2 separate regions of the Homo sapiens genome follow, and region 2 is linked to region 1. Evidence: chromatin loops called from intact Hi-C (ENCODE). Cell type or tissue: gastrocnemius medialis. All regions are shown on one strand.

Region 1 (2,500 bases):
AGTGATTTGGAGAGGGAGGCTGGGGAGGCGCAGGTCTGCATGGCAGTGCCTCTCAGGGTCTGAGGCCCTTGGGCCAGGCCTCTCCTCTGACCTGGGCCAGCAGAGGGGCCTCCTTTCCCTTCCAAGAGCCCTCCCCTGTTCACCAGCATCTCATCATGCTCAGGCCCACAGTGTGGTTAAGGAGGGGCATGGGGCTGGCCCTGGGTTTCTGGCTGGGTGTGGGGGCCTACCCGGGGCCCATGGTGTCTTCCAGAAAAGACCCTGACTGGGTCCAAAGCTGGAGGCACCCCTCTATCCTCACTGTCCACTCCCTGATGTTCTGGAGGTCCCTCCAGGGGCTGGGTGAGGAGGCCTTCCCCACCACCTCCTTGTCTTCCTGGGAAGCAGGCACCCGTTCAGAGGCCACGTTCCCACAGGACCAGGCTCCTCACCCCCAGCATCACCCTTTTCCACGGGGTTGTGCCCCTTCCTTGGTCCTGTCCACTCACACACACCCGTGTCCGTGTCCATGTTCACACCTGTTCTGTGTCCACTCCCACACACCTGTGTCCACTCCCACACCTGTGTCTCGTGTCCACTCGCTCACACCTGTACTGTCCGTGCCCACTCACACGTGTCCCGTGTCCACTCGCTCACACCCGTGTCTCATGCCCGCTGGCTTACACCAGTCCCGTGTTCACTGGCGCACCTGTGTCCCATGTCTTGTGTCTGCTCGCACATCTGTGTGATGTGTTCACTTGCTCACACGTGTCCTCCACTACCACACCTGTGTCCCATGTCCACTCACACACCTGTCTTGGTCTGGGACACCTGGGCCCCACTCTCCCCTGCACTCCTCAGGCTGGCGGCAGAGGCCAGAGGAACGGAGTTCTGGCGCTGGAATCATCCTGAGCGAGGCAGGGACCTGGCGGTGTGGACTCCACCGCCCCTCCTCCGGCCCACCGAGCCCCGCCTGCCTGGGCCTTGGTGCCTCTGTCGCTGCTCCGGGTCCCCCTGCTGGGGCCCCTCCGCCGCTGGGCTGAGGCTGGAGCCTGCCTCCCGCCGCCAGAGGGAGGAGGTCATAAATAACCCTGGGGCTGCCATGGAGCAGACGGTGACCCCAGACGTCCTGGGGGAGTGTGGGGGCGCCAGGGGCCGCTGCCCCAGCCCGCATGCCGCCTCCGCCATCCGGGAGTGCCTGCCCAGGCTCCCCAGCATTTCTCTTAGAGCCCTTCTCATCCATCCCCTCATCAATCAATCAACCATTTATTGAGCCCAGATGTGGTACAGCCCCAGCCGGAGATGACCCAGAGGTGGGGTGGGGAGGAGAGAGATGGGGAAGCTGAGTCCGGGGCCACAGGTGCAGCCAGGAGGTGCAGGTGAGCAGCGCTCAGACCAGCCTGTCAGCCTCAGTCCTGAGCTTACTTCTGGTGATGGAGGGAGATATACAGAAAAGATCCTGCAGCCTGCAGGTGTGGCACAGCTGATCTTGGGCCAAGGATGCACAGCTGTGTGTGTGCCTGGCCACCGGCAAGGGCACGTGGGCTCAGAAGCACAGGTGTGCCCACACCCTGCGTGCCTGTGTGTGGCGCAGCAGCTCCCGACGCGCGCAGGACACACACACAGCACAGACAGACCCTCCCATGGCCACACGGACAAAGATGGCTTCACTATAGACACCGGTGCAGACAGGATGTGCACTGCTTTCCAAGGCCTGTGCGCAACACAGACTCAGGGCCTGTGGGCATCAGCACCGCCCAGACCCAGGCACACGTGATCCTCAGCCAAGGTGGCCTGTCCAGTCCTGGTGCTGTTGGATGGAAAGGCTAACCTGGGAGGTCAGGGGCTGTGGTATATCAGCTGGGCTCCCTCGGACGCTCCTGCAGAAGTGGCCAGGACCTCAGGAACGCACCTGCTCCTGGTCAGACAGGAGGGGCTGCCGTGATGCAACTTGCCCGTGCCTTTGGGTGCTGTGAGCTGGCTGCGTGCCACGTCGTTTCGAGGACGCAAGAAGGTGTTTCCAAGTCCAGTCTGTCCACCGACCTGAACCTTTACCATTGAAAGAACAAAGGGGTGGGGCCCGAGGGACCCTTCCCTGCCGTCCCGTGGTGTGTAGTCAGGGATGCTCCTGCAGACACACAGGTGGGCTCTGACTGCCAGATCGCAGGGGCGGTGCCGTGGTCCTCACCTGCCATGTCACTAGCGTGCTGACGCAGACACCGGCGAGAGCTACAGTGCTCGGCCCGGCACATCCCAGACAATTCCTCTGTAAATGCTGCAGCAGCCAGAGGCCCCAGCACCTTGAGGTTAAGCAAAGAGAAGGAATAGAGTTCTCCAGAGCCCCAAGGAGCGGGAGGGTCTGTCCCAATGGATGGGCTCAGCCAATTTCACCCTCTCCTCCCCCTGCCAACACTGCGGCCTGCAGCCTGGACCTGGCCCGGGTTGTGGAGGGGACCGGGGATGCAGCTGCCACCTGCTGGGCGGACGTGGGCCTAGGTGGTCCTCAGCCCTCATGACAGGA
Region 2 (2,500 bases), 190 kb before region 1:
ACATGGTGGCTGTGGTGGACGGTGCTGCTGAGACATGGTGGCTGTGGTGAACGGTGCCGAGACATGGTGGCTGTGGTGGACGGTGCTGCTGAGACATGGTGGCTGTGGTGAACGGTGCTGCTGAGACATGGTGGCTGTGGTGAACGGTGCTGCTGAGACATGGTGGCTGTGGTGAACGGTGCTGAGACATGGTGGCTGTGGTGGACGGTGCTGCTGAGACATGGTGGCTGTGGTGAACAGTGCTGAGACATGGGGCTGTGGTGAATGGTGCTGCCGAGACATGGTGGCTGTGGTGAATGGTGCTGCTAATGTGTCTAGAATTGGTGGATTCTTGGTCTCACTGACTTCAAGAATGAAGCCGCAGACCCTCGCAGTGAGTGTTACAGTTCTTAAAGATGGTGTGTCCGGAGTTTGTTCCTTCTGATGTTCAGATGTGTTTGGAGTTTCTTCCTTCTGGTGGGTTCGTGGTCTCACTGGCTTCAGGAGTGAAGCTGCAGACCTTTGCAGTGAGTGTTACAGCTCATAAAGGCAGTGCAGACCCAAAGAGTGAGCAGCAGCAAGATTTATTGCAAAGAGCGAAAGAACAAAGCTTCCATAGTGTGGAAGGGGACCCGAGTGGGTTGCTGCTGCTGGCTCCGGCAGCCTGCTTTTATTCCCTTATCTGACCCCACCCACATCCTGTTGATTGGCCCATTTTACAGACAGCTGATTGGTCCATTTTATAGAGAGCTGATTGGTCTGTTTTGACAGGGTGCTGATTAGTGCGTTTACGATCCCTGAGCTAGACACAGAATGATATTTACAGTCCTCTAGCTAGACGTAAAAGTTCTCCAAGTCCCCACTAGATTAACTAGACACAGAGCAGCGATTGGTGCATTTACAAACCTTGAGCTAGACACAAGGTGCTGATTGGTGCGTTTACAAACCTTGAGCTAGACACAGAGTGCTGATTGGTGTATTTACAATCCTGTAGCTAGACATAAAGGTTCTCCAAGTCCCCACCGGATTAGCTAGATACAGAGAGTGCTGATTGGTGCATCCACAAACCCTGAGCTAGACACGGAGTGCTGATTGGTGCATTTACAATCCTCCAGCTAGACATAAAAGTTCTCCAAGTCCTCACCCGACTCAGGAGCCCAGCTGGCTTTGCCTAATGGACCCAGCGCCTGGCCGCAGGCAGAGCTGCCCACCAGTCCAGTGCCGTGCGCTACACTCCTCAGCCCTTGGGTGGTTGATGGGATCGGGTGCCGCGGAGCAGGGGGTGGTGCCCGTTGGGGAGGCTCGGGCTGTGTGGGAGCCCACGGGCGGGGGTGCGGGGGGCCTCGGGCATGGCAGGCTGCCGAGCCCTGCCCCGCGTGGAGGCAGCTGAGGCCCGGCAAGAATTCGAACCTGGTGCAGGGGGGCTGGCAGTGCTGGGGGACCCTCCACAGCTGCTGGCCCAGGTGCTAAACCCCTCACTGCCCAGGGCCGGGGGTGCCGGCAGGTGCTCTGAGTGCGGGGCCCGCCGAGCCTGCACCCACCCAGAACTCACGCTGCATGCAGCCCCGGTTCCCGCCTGCAGCTCTCCCTCCACACCTCCCTGCAAGCAGAGGGAGCCGGCTCCGGCCTCGGCCAGCCCAGAGAGGGGCTCCCACAGTGCAGCGGTGGGCTGGAGGGCTCCTCAAGTGTGGCCAGCGTGGATGCTGAGGCCCAGGAGGTGCTGAGAGTGAGTGAGGGCTGCTAGCATGTTGTCACCTTTCACTAAGACATGGTGGTTGTGGTGAACAATGCTGCTAAGATATGGTTGTACAAATGTCTCTTGGAGTCCTGGTTTTCAGTTCTTCAGGGTGTAGAACCACAAGTAAAGTTGCGGGGTCATAGAGTAATTCTGTGTTTAATTTTGTGTGTGTGTTTAGTTTTTTGAGAAACTGACATACTGTTTTTCACACCATTTTATATTCTCAGCAGCATGCACAAGGGTTCCATTCTCTCCACATGCGTTTGCCAACATTTATTTCTGTTTTTTTGGTAATAGCCATTCTAATGGGTGTGGAGTATTTCATTTTGATTTTGATTTGCATTTCCCTAATAGTGACATTAATCGATAGTTTTTAATTGAAGTATTTAATTTAACCATTTGTATTTAATGTAGGTGTTAGAGTGTTTGGGTTGGAGTCTACCATCTTTATGTTCGATTTCTGTTTTTCCACCTGCTTTTCCCTGCTCCTCCTTTGCTTCCTTTTTTGTAGGTAGAGGGATCAAGTTGTCTTCAATTTTATCTCCTCTGCTGACTTTTTAGTTCTGCCTCTTTGTGTTGTTTTTTAAGTGGTTCCTCTGGAGATTAAATGTACTTCACAGAACCTCAGCGAGCGGACTCCAGTTATATTCCGTGCTCTTGTCGGCACGCATTTCACTTCTAGGTATGCTAGAAAATTCTACAACACACTTATTACTATTTTATTTATTTATCTATCTATTTATTTATTTATTTGTTTGTTTTTGAGACAGAGTCTCGCTCTGT

Evidence for each region. Peaks named below come from ENCODE experiments on the same cell type or tissue, not always from the same donor. Only the 100,000 strongest peaks of a DNase experiment are listed, where the experiment ranks them.
Region 2: it touches region 1 in a loop (16-fold over the local background); 1 of 110 quality-filtered maps calls a loop at or near these places.

What each region holds. Positions count from the first base shown.
Region 1 is chr1:919,749-922,248 of GRCh38, reverse strand. It overlaps LOC284600 (a long non-coding RNA gene), which reads right to left. Exons shown (of 5, transcript XR_007065342.1): 5 at 1,230-2,279. It overlaps LOC107985728 (collagen alpha-1(III) chain-like), which reads left to right. Exons shown (of 5, transcript NR_168405.1): 5 at 1-2,006. Among named protein-coding and RNA genes, the nearest start is that of LINC02593, 1.3 kb to the right of the region's middle. RefSeq lists an enhancer at 1,123-2,059. In gastrocnemius medialis, a CTCF peak has its summit at 1,037 (motif pointing right); no DNase peak of the experiment used is centred here; H3K27me3 peaks cover 1,203 bases.
Region 2 is chr1:1,105,855-1,108,354 of GRCh38, reverse strand. All of the region lies in intron 1 of C1orf159 (chromosome 1 open reading frame 159), which reads left to right. Among named protein-coding and RNA genes, the nearest start is that of C1orf159, 9.0 kb to the left of the region's middle. In gastrocnemius medialis, no CTCF peak of the experiment used is centred here; no DNase peak of the experiment used is centred here.